Regions from separate parts of the Mus musculus genome. Here region 1 is linked to region 2. The links are chromatin contacts, found by POLR2A ChIA-PET in ENCODE. All regions are on one chromosome and are shown on one strand. Each heading gives the region's core, a stretch centred on a gene start or an enhancer-like site at or near the end of the contact. The rest is flanking DNA. Distances are from core to core; before and after follow the strand shown. Region 1 holds the start of 6030442K20Rik (RIKEN cDNA 6030442K20 gene). Region 2 holds the start of Klhdc8a (kelch domain containing 8A).

Evidence for each region. ChIA-PET counts read pairs that join two places held with the same protein, here RNA polymerase II (POLR2A).
Region 1: POLR2A ChIA-PET joins it to region 2 with 11 read pairs in Patski. The contact joins the promoter of 6030442K20Rik here to the promoter of Klhdc8a in region 2. POLR2A ChIA-PET finds 5 or more read pairs at or near these places in 3 of 5 experiments (Patski and embryonic stem cell).

Annotation. Positions count from the first base shown.
Region 1 is chr1:132,474,715-132,480,705 of GRCm38, reverse strand. 6030442K20Rik (RIKEN cDNA 6030442K20 gene) reads left to right here and starts at 3,642. Exons shown (of 2, transcript NR_165177.1): 1 at 3,642-3,984. Rbbp5 (retinoblastoma binding protein 5, histone lysine methyltransferase complex subunit) reads right to left here and starts at 3,339. Exons shown (of 14, transcript NM_172517.2): 1 at 3,179-3,339. The coding sequence starts at 3,197.
Region 2 is chr1:132,294,789-132,300,226 of GRCm38, reverse strand. It overlaps Klhdc8a (kelch domain containing 8A), which reads right to left and starts at 1,601. Exons shown (of 5, transcript NM_144810.5): 1 at 575-1,601. The coding sequence starts at 950. It overlaps Gm51645 (a long non-coding RNA gene), which reads right to left. Exons shown (of 4, transcript XR_003947998.1): 4 at 2,846-3,407.

The sequences.
Region 1 (5,991 bases), core at 2,393-4,892, 180 kb before region 2:
GAGCAGAAAACATCAGAAGATAGTAAACAAAAGGATTAAACATCATTTCAAAAACTTCTAGGACTGGAGAAATGGCTCAGTGGTTAAAAGCACTTGCTGCTAAGCATGGACCTGGAGTTCAGATTCCGGCATGCACAGAAGCCCAGCACCACCCTGCACAGGCAGTAATCCCAGCACTAAAGGGGGCAGAGATAGAAAGGGGTTTGCTGGCTATCAATCCAACTGAAAAATATGAGCTCCAGGGTGATAGAAAAGACTCTGCCTCAAAGGAAAAGAGCAAAGACTGACAATCCACCACTCCCTTCTCTGGCCTCTTGAGTGCACAAACACCCACACACATGCACACTAACATAGGTATACATCACAGACACACCCATGCCAGAAATAGTCTAACTACACGTGTACATACATAGGGATTATGATAGTTTATTTCTTGGGCCAGTGAGATAGCTCAGTGGCTAAGGATGCTTGCTGCCAAGTCTAAGAACATGAGTTAGAGCTCCAGAACCCACATAGTGAGAGAGAAGTGACTGCCCAAAGTTGTCCTCTGACCTGCACGTGAGCATATACATATACCCCCACACACAAATCCATACACACTAAGTAAGTGATCATTTAAATTTTAAAAATAAAAAATTGTTTTTACTATGAGTTATAGGGAAAGACAAGTTTGAAAACTATCCCGGGCTGGTGATGCAGCATTTGACTAAGTGCACAGGACCAGGGATGCAAGAGGCACTGTCTTCGTAATTTTATCTCCAGTGCATCCACCTGGTACCCAGCAACATCTCAAAAAGTGGTCAGATGGTCACAGAAGTAAAATTAGTATCCTGATGAGGCCACCTGAGTAGCACATCCCACAGCCTAGCCTAGCCTTTTGTTTCCTTTATCTGGCCAGCTGTCCTTCACTGTTTAACTATTCCCACCATATCACCTCTGTTCCTTTTTCCTGCTTGTATTATTATAAAGTTAGTTACAATCACTAACTTTCTCACATAATACTCAGTCATTTCTATAAGAGATTTCTCTTTGGAGCCTCAGACCTCTTTTTAATTGCTGAATCAGCCAATACTAAAAATTCCTGTTTCCCCTATGACCTTTCTGAATCATTCAAAAGAACTTTCCTTGTGACACACACTGTTAACTCTTTCAAAGGACTATTATAACAGCTTTCCTCTTTTCCTCTTATAAACATGGAACATCTCTCTTGGTCTCTACTTCTCCTACACCCTCCTAAAATCACCTTCACCTTAGGCCGCTAAGGAGTGCAAACTGCCCAGAAATTAAAGGGAGCAGGCTTTTCTCAGTTTTCAGACTCAAGTGCTGTCTTGACACTCAACTGGTGTCTATGGAAGGAACTGCTAACCTGTATCCTCCCCTAGCTGCTATACTTAGGGAAATATATGGAAGGTACCTGAAAATGTGACTAGCTCATAGAAGCACTGCATATATTAGTTAACTTATAATTACTTGATCATCCTTTTCCCTCCAGGTAAATAACTAAAGATCTTGTCCCTGACAATATTTGGCCCCTTTCATCTTTTCCCTTCCACCTATTCACACCCAGTCCCAGGGTTTCAATAAGCAGAAACAAATGGTGATCATAAGTCAAGACTTGTCTCCCAAGCTCTCAGTCTACATCCAACAGATCCAAGCTACCTTTCACAATTCCTTGCATCTTATTAGTCAAGCACCATTATTTTGTAGTTCATTTTCTTATCACCACTACACTCAAATACTGCCTCCCCAATGTTTTTTCTTTCTATGTCCCAATTCACACATTCCGTGTATCACTCATACATTGTGGCCTTCCAGACTGGTTTTATATTGTCTCAACATTCATCTATGCATTATAACTCTCCGAAAAACTTTATAAATCAGTGCTCCATCTGAGCTGTTGGTGTATCTGCCCTATCTTCCTTAAAAAGTAAACTGTCCAACCTGGCATCCATGAGTCTCCACAAAATAAACATCATCAACTTAAACTCTTGGTTATCCTCTTTATTACAATATCCACATTTTGGCATAGCAGAAAAATTATCTCACTGAGGGGCAGCAGAGATGGTTCAGTGGTTAAGAGCACTGGCTGCTCTTCCAAAGGTCCCAGGTATGATTCCCAGCACCCATATTGTAGCTCAAAACCATTTGTAACTCCAGTTTCAGGGAATCTGACTCTCCTGGCTCCTGTGGGCACCAGGCACATACATCACTGGTGCACAGTCATACATACAGACAAAGCACCCACACACATAAAATAACAAATTAAAAATTTTCTCATTGGTGTCTTTTATTTTAGATACACCTTTCACATACTTTCATACTTCGTCAGTATTATATCCACAAGCATGCACCCATGCTCCAATAAAGCCGCTATAAAGACAAAGAACACTTTAAAAATTATCTTTGTAAGTGGGCTGGAGAGATGGCTCAGCGGCTAAGAGTACTGACTGGCTGGGCGGTGGTGGCGCACGCCTTTAATCCCAGCACTTGGGAGGCAGAGGCAGGTGGATTTCTGAGTTCGAGGCCAGCCTTGTCTACAAAATGAGTTCCAGGGAAGCCAGGGCTATACAGAGAAACCCTGTCTCGAGAATAAAACAACTGCTTGTGTAGTTCACATTTCCGGGGATCTACACCTCCCTACGGTTAAGGACCTTAAACGGGCAGTCAAGATGACTGGATTCCAAATGCCAACTACGCCACTTAGTGCCGAATTACAACACCCTTACCTATTCCCTTAACCTTTTTTTTATTTTTTATTTTTAAAATAAAATCTGGTTAAGTAACACCTTTCCAGCAAGAGTAATCCCATCTAGGCACCGGATCCCCTGACAGGTCTTCAAAATTGACCCACCCTAGGTCACTCTTCCTCTGACTGCATCTCCAAAACTCTGGTCCTGTCTGATTTGTTACTTCAGCACCTGCGATCTTCGAAATCACAGCTCGGACAAAAAGTGCCTCAATGACTCCACAACTGATCTGAAAGCGGTTTCAGAAAAGTAATGCATTCTCTTCGGACAGAAGCTGGTCTTACTCCTGCTGCTGCAACTCCACCTCACGAGCACTCAATGAACCATCTCCGAAGAGTGTCCCTAAGGTTGCAGCCTGCGGTCCCTCCCGCCCAGGTTCCCTCCTTCCCAATACCGAAGGGTTTGCTAAGTCGCAGGCAAGCCCTCCTCACCCAGCAACTCGAGGTTCATCCCTGCAGACGCTGGCCGCCTGGTCTCCGCACCGGCAACAGTTCCTTCTCCCCCACCCGCTCAGAAGCCCCGCGTCTAAGTGGGGGGCGCCGCGAAGAGCCTGGCGCAAGCTCCGGAGACTTTCGGACTTAGAAGGCCCCGCGGCTTCCGCTTTCCTCCCCCGCCTTCCTTGTTCGTTTTACGTAGCTGTCCACATTTCTCCCTAATTAAAAAAAATATTAAACGCTCTTGTAATCAAACAACTATAATATTATCGAGGGAGAAAAAAATGTCATAGTCAGTCGGAACTCCAAAAAGTACAAGAATGTAAAGCTTTTCTCTCCGGGACCACGTAAGTGAGCAAGAAATTTCAGGCATATCACTAACCCACTAATACTCACAATGCCGTGTGTTCCTTGGGTTGTCCCGGCGGCTGCCTGAGACTCCGCAAGAAAGGTTCCGGGCGATTCTTTCTACCGCAGGAAAGCGGGAAAGGTCGGCCCCTAGTGCAAGAGTGTTGGAGCTCTTTGGCGTGGTCAGAGCGCGTGCTGGCTTGGCTCACCTTACTATGAGTACTATAATTACTATGTGTCTGACTTAGTTTCGTGAAGATTATTTCACGTCTCTAAAACTATGCTATGCATCACATAAAACGGCACGATAGTATTTGTTAGGCCCTTTCCTGCGGTATTACTGTGTACACAACATCGATTAGGGCACAGGAACATTGTCAAGAGAGATGGACTGAGTGTCCCACAGTTCTGTCAGACTTGATGTACACAGAGCAATCAGAGAAGACCAGCTAATGGTAAATAATGGGCGTGGGGTGGGAAGTGTTTATCCAATGTGGTGGGCAAGTCACCCCTGTGTAGCTATAATGACAGTAATCTAGAGGTCCTCCTAACTGACTTCACCGTTATGGGTATTTAACCCTTTCCTTGTGCGTAAAATGACAGTGATAATAATACTACTTAGAGAATTACGAGGATTAAATGAGTTAAGCATATAAAGTGCATAAAAAAATCAGGTGACAGCAAGTATAAGCCATTATTTACCAGTTACTATCTCCTAAATATGTCTTTCATGTAGCCATTTAACCCAAAAACAGTAATTGAGGCTCAGAGATATTGGACAATTTTCACTCCCTTTCGTGTCCAATATTTCCGAAATGCTATCCAAATACTATAGAACCAGAAATAATTTGTAGAAATATTTCTGCACTTCTCACAGTGATTTATTATCAGGTCTCTTTGGCTGTACCCACTGGCTTAGTGAAACAGAAAAAAAAATACATTGTTTCACTTATGAAGTAATAATGATGAACTTTTCACGTGTATATGGGTTTATTTTCTGTAGGCAGACTGTTGGTGTCCCTGGCCATGTTTTTTTCTAATGGAACATGCATTTTGTAAAATTTTCAAGGAAGGAATAATATGATCAAGTTAATGTTTAAAAAATAAAAATTCCTACCCAGTCTTATAGCTCATATATGTAATCTCAGCACTCAGGAAGGAGCCTGGGCTCCCTAGTGAGTCCTGGAGTGAGAGAGAAGAAGGAAATAACATTAGACGGGTTGGGATTTTTGTTGTTGCAGCTGCTGCTGCTGTGCTGGTTTGCTTTGGTTTGGGTTTGGGTTTGGGTTTGGGTTTGGGTTTGGTTTGTTTGCTTTCAGCTCTTCTGGTACTGGTGATTGAACCTAAGCCTTACCTACAGAGCCTACCTATAAGCCTAGCCCTAAAGATCAACCTCTTAAAGACACTGTTGAGTAGGAGTTCCGGTGAGGGGTAAAAACTCTCCAGGAGTTTACTGTTGGCCGTGAAGGATGGTCTGAATCCAATCTACAGGAGAGAAAAACAATCAAGGAGCTTGAGATTAGGAGACAGAATTGGAAGCGGCATAAATGCAAAAGATGTGTGTGTGTGTGTGTGTGTGTGACATGTTTCTGCTTTGGGGGCTCCATTTGCTGGTGCAGAGGATACAGAGAAGGAAACAGCCTGTATAAGGTAGATGTTCTGCCCAGACACGTTGACTAGAGATGATAAAACGTGGACTTCAAAGAGGTCCCGGTTAAAGATGTACTGTATTTTGTCAAGTTTATATATGCATATTTTTGCACTTTAAAAATCTCTGGGGGGGGGGTCTGGGAGACTTTTGGGATAGCATTTGAAATGTAAATGAAGAAAATACCTAAATAAAAAAAATCTCTGAAAAAAAATCTCCAAATTAGTGATAGAGCACGACATGCATGATTATCCCTCAGAATGGAGCCGTAGGGGTTGGCTTGTTGTTGTTGTTGTTGTTGTTGTTGGTTTGATTTGGTTTGGTTTGTTTTTTTATTTTTGGGTTTCTTTTTTATTTTCTTTTTTTGGTATGGTAGACATTGTATTCCTTGTAATTCGTTGTGTTCTACTTTGATTAAAAACTATAATTGGTGGGCTTTGCTTTGTGAGGGCTAATTAGAGTTTATTAATATTACTAATTGTCAAACAGGGTATCTGAAGCTTTGTTTAAAGGGGAGAAATTTTAAATGATTTTTTTCTTCTTGGCCTGGAGCAATTTGTACCTGTCAGTCATGAAAAAAGAACTTGGTTTTTAGCCAGGCTGAACTTCCCTCTCAGTAAGATATTTTCTGTCCTTCATGCAGGAGGCCAGCTAGTATTTATCCCCCTTACTGATAAAAATCATACATTCTAGGCTGGAATGTATGGTAGAGCCTGTGTGAGGCTGTGGGGTTGAGCCTGAAGCACCATGGGGTATGGGGTGGAAACACTCTACCTGGAACCCTTCTGTTCACACTCAGCCAAGAGCTCCTGGC
Region 2 (5,438 bases), core at 352-2,851:
AGTGAGAATTTTAAAACCACATGCAAGCAAGAGAACCTGGATAATAATGCAACATGAAACAAGCTTTTGGGACATTCTGACCCCCACTCAGTAAGTCTGAAACTGCAGTCAGAAGTAAACGAAGATCCTGGGATCAGGTCTCAAAGCCTCCTTGGGGGCCTGGTAATGGTAGAAGGATGGGGTGAGCATCCTCAGGGACCTACACAGGTAGGTTTGGGGGAGGGGACAGGCGGCCAAGGGCAAATGTGGTCATTCGGCTGAATGCCAGGGTCTGCAGAGTCATTGCAGATAACCCCGTGGCTCACACCTTGGCTCTCCCTCTGCAGTGGCCTGCCCAGCTTGCTGGAGCTGACTCCTGGCATCAGATGGAATTCCTAGACATTTCACCTGCTCAGTGTCCCTTTCCAATCTGTAAAGTAAGGGCAGTGGGTCTCTAGTTTTAGTGCTTAATGTAAGGCTCGAATGTTATAGGGAATGTGTATTGGCCACCCAAATCATGTTGCCTTACACCCGTGTCCCCCGTGACCCTTTACTTTCTTCCCTAATGCCCACCCTCAACCCTGGCCCCACTTGCCTTTGGCTGTGACAGAAATGCCCATGGCAGCCTCGCGCAAGACGCTTCTCTTCTTCCACTTGCCCTCATCGATGTTGTACATTTCCACGACCTTCACAGGCAGTTGATTGGTGCCCACACCCCCGATCACCATAATCCGCTTTCCTAGGGCAGTGATCGCTACCCCGGCCCGGGCTGTGGGCAGGGAGGGCAGGGAGGTCCACTGGTCGGCCTCGGGGGAGTAGACCTCGAAGCAGTCCATAGGGACGCCATTGTCATCACATCCCCCGATGGCATAGACCTGCCCCCCAGTCTCCAGCAGTGAGCAATAGACCCGGCGGCTAGGCAGTGGAGCAAGGCGCTTCCACTGAAAGTCCTTGACATTGGGCACTTCCATGGCAGCCCGGGGGAGGGCCCTGCTCGAGCGCCCCCACAGCGTCCGGGCAAGGTCCAGCCCCGGGGCCCGCGGGCTACACGGCGCCGGTCGGCGCGTCCCCTCTCTCAGCCTCCATCTCGCGCTGCACGGGCTCCCTGCCGACGCCCGCTGGCTTCTCCGGGTCCCTTGGGTGTCAGCGGGGCAGCGACGTCCACGCCTGGCTCCGCGGAAAGAACCTGGCGAATCTAGGGCAGCAGGGCGCCGGCGGTAGCTCACCCTTGGTCAACTTTGCAGGATGCGCCCCGCCCCCGCCCGGTCCCCCGGAGCTCGGAGCCCACCCCACCGCGCGTGGGCGCCGCGCTCGCCCAGCACTAGCTCCCGGGCGGCGCCTACAGCCGCGCGAAGCTTTCACGGTCCGCCTGGCAGCCGCGGAGCGGAGGACAGCGCTCCCTGCCCTTCCCAGCCCGCACGCCGCCGTCACCCGCGCAGGAGAGCGGTCGCCAGAAGCCGAGCTCCGGCCGGAGGACGCGGGTTCCCCGCACCGCCTCCCCGCAGCTTCCACACCTGGGCAGGAGCCCACGCGCCCCGAGGCGGAGGCTGTGGCCTGTGCGTCAGCCCCGGGCGACCAGGGCGAGCGAGGGCAGGGCCTGCAGTGTCTACAGGGTCGGAGACAGCCGGAGCAGGAGCCGGGTGCCCAGATGACAGGCAGATCCTGCCAGCGTGGGGGCGGGCGTTTGCGAGTGTTTGTTTTGGGTGAGGAGGCGGAGAGGCCAATTACCCGGTTTGTCTACAGTACACAGACCCAGTTCGTGACAGGCTGGCTTTGTTTGGGGGGAGGTATGCTCACATGGTCTAACCTCAGAAGCCAGTTAGGAGGCACAGATGTGGCAGGGATCTGCCGATCTAACAATTCTCACTCGTGTGCATGTAATTCACACAGAATCTTCTTTCCCTCCTAAGTGGAGACGTCCACAAAGCCTCAAATAAAGTCACAGACAGGGAAACCACAGCTGAACACACCAATAGACAAGCTGGGAGGACCTCACCTTCCAAACCCTTGTGCATCTGTAGTGTGCAAACCTGATTAACAAATCCCGGCCCTTAGCAGCAACTGCAGGACTGGGTGGATGGTCTCTCAAACCACCCAGCAACAGACCCTTCAGAACTGTAGTACCCAGTAATTCAAGTACCCATGATATACCGGACCACCTAGCAGTGTCTCCCCAAGCCCACGGGGTCCTCCTCTCTGGCTTCCTTCCATTCAGAAAGGCTCAAGCTCGGGAACCTGACAGACTGCTGTTCAAATGTTTGCTCTGGAAAACTTAGCTTCAGTTTCTACTCTGAGTCTGTGAGTGAGTGTGTGTGTGTGTGTGTGTGTGTGTGCGCGCACACACACACACACATACACATACTCACGTGCTTATATGTTGGTATGCATTTCCTCTCACTGTTGGGGATGGATCTCAGAGATGTGCACACGCTAGGCACTAAACTTTTATTTGTGATAAACTATAGAGTCACATGTGGTTGTAAGAAAGGAGTATTCTTTATCCGGTTTTTCCCAGTATTAAAATCCCACCAAGCTATAGGACAATGCCATAAACAGAGTATATTTTCATTACAGGGCTCCCACGTCACCTTTTGATATCTGGTAGGAGGACTCTATGATCCCCAGCCCCTGACAGCCCATGTCTGAAGCCTTGTCATTTCAGCCACGTTGTACAAGGGGCTGGGAATGGAGCTCACTCCTGGAGTATCATTGTTGAAAGAATCAATAGCTCTCTCTCTCTCTCTCTCTCTCTCTCTCCCTCCCTTCACCCCCTCTTTGTTTTCCTCAGTATGCCTGGAACTCACAATCTCCCTGCTATAGCCTCCAATTCTCCTCCCCACCCCACCCCCCAGCTTCCCATTTATTGAGGAAGGGTCTCTCACAGAAATCCACCTGCCTTTGCCTCCTAAATGCTGGGATTAAAAGTGTATGACTCTTCATCAGATTTTTTCCCCTTTATTTCTTTGTAATGTTCCGTGGTTGTAAGGTTTGTGAAGGCTGAGTGAGGTGATGTAGGGACTGTTTATCAAGTGTGATGCTTATCACCTTACCTTCTAACACAGAACCAGGGCCTGGGACATTCTTCCCAACACTCACACTGAGACTGTGAATTCTGGGAGAAATAGCAGCCCTAACTTAAAACAGGCCGATCTTAATATCTTGCGCTCTTGACCTAACAATTCTACTTATTTTTAAAGCTTAGATTCTTGTATTTGCAAAATCAGCACCTAGATCAACCACAGAAGGCTGTGTTCTCTTCTCCCTGTTCAATAAGAACTCACACATTCTAAGAGTGTAGTCTAAACTAATGACGTTTCACAGACAATACCTACCATTCCTGTTCTTGTAATAGGCCCCAGACCTTAGCACAACTGAGGCCATGATAGAAGTTCCATTCAGGCCTTGGAACCCAGCAGGAAGACAGCACCCTGCCAAAACAAGAACAAAGACCTAATCCATCAAAGTCCATAGTTCTGGGGAAGTCCCTAAATGTACTAACCTTGGATTTTACCTTCTGTACTTCTGCTTCCAGCTCTTGCTATATGAGGCACGACAACTCGGGATATGGTTTTTTGTGCTTATAAATTCACCCTGGAAAAGGCTCAGGACTATGCTCAGGTCCTGAACACTAAGTGGACTTGCCCGCTGGCTAGTGAAGACTTTCTCTGAGCTCAAAGCCATGTCTGAGTAGCCTTCTCTGGCGGATCCCTCACAACCTTCTTAGGAAGCTGTCTTTCCCGAAGGAATATGGGATGGACCCTGACCTGGGGCTGACTCAGTTTCTCAGCTCCAGCTAGTGGTGAGCGGGATGAATGGAAGCCACAGTCTTCTCAAATGGGTTTGTTGGGATCTATCTGTCTTCAGCCTCACTTGCTAGGAGCCTTCACTGAAGCAGCAAAACCAAGCAAGTAACTTCTCCCACCCCTCCCAGCGGGTGGGCAGAGTTCCCAGAGCCCAGCCCTTGCAACTCCAGTCTCTCATAATCTTCCACTGTGGGGACACTGCCAGGCATCTGTGAGCATCTGTGTCTCACAGAGGAGTCTGACACTCGGAGAGTGCCTCACTTAGAGCTGGCAACTCATTCCAAGGACTCAGGGTTGAAGACTCCCAATGACAAATGAACAAATTATGTATTAGTAAGGAGGCTGAGATGTTTCTGTTCTCCTGAGGCCTCTGGTCTTTTGTCCAACTGCAGCAAGGGAAGGCGCCCAGAGCCCAAAGGGATCCCACTAATTGCTGAGTGTCTCACCTAGGGAGATGCCAGCATTCAGCCCTGAACAGGCCCTGTTCCAGCTCAGGGCTTGCATCCATAGGCTTTACTCTGTGCAGACCACAGGGGTGGAGAGACTCAGCCTTGGAAAAGTAGGAAAAGTCGGTTTGCTTCCGGGCTATGCCCAGTCGCTAATTCTGGAAGTTTGGCTTATTTCTTTTCCTCTCTCCTTCCCCCACCGCTCTCTCCTCACAGCCAGGTAACTTCCTTTAGTCTTTACATTGAGGCACATTAAAGCAGCTTGTAACCTAGCAACCACCACTTAAGATTCCCTGAGTCACCTGCAGTTCTCATGCCTGGGCTGACTGCATCAGGTCTGGGCCTTGAGCAGTGCCAGGCCCAGAGGGAGTCCGGTGTGTCCTTTGATTCCTCTTTGCCCTGTTCTAGTGTGGAGTCACTCTCCCATTCAGAAGTTCTTCCTCATGTTAGACCCAAGTCATTATTGTTCTAAAGATCTTCCGTAGCACCCGGCATGGGTTTCTGTTCTCTCTTTAAGAGTATTTATGGGGGCTGGGATATGAGATGGCTCAGTGAGTAAAGGCACTTACTTACCTGATAACTTGAGTTCAATCTCAGAAATCCACACAATGGAAGGAGAGAACCAACTCTCACAGGTTTTCTACATGCATATTATGCCACACACACACACACACCATACACACACATACACACCACACATACAGCATACAAACACACACAAGCACATCACACACACACACACCACATACAGCATACACATGTGGGGCAATGGGCTATGCACAGACAGCCTGATCACAGTCGAGCTTAGGTCTTGAACCCTGGTGGGACCGAACCCAGTGGGTACGAACCCAGTGGGTAGTAATTTCCACCTACATGGGACCCCTGGCTCCTGTCGAAGTTACTGCCCCCACAGTCCCCACAGGAGAGGTCTGTGGCTATCAGTCACACAGACAGTGTCCCAAGCTTCTGGCATTCTGGTTAGACTCCACCCCCACAGTTACCTGACTATAGCCAGGTATGCTCCTCTCCACAGTTACCTGGCAAAAGCAAGATAGCCCAGCCTACTATAAGAGGTGCTGCTTGGCTCCACCTCTCTCTCTCTTTAGGCTTTTACCTTTCTTACTCTCTAACGCTCCTTCTCTCTCTCTCTTCCCCGCTCTCTCCATGTGGCCATGACCAGCCTCTCCCTCTCTCTTTCTACCTTCTCTCC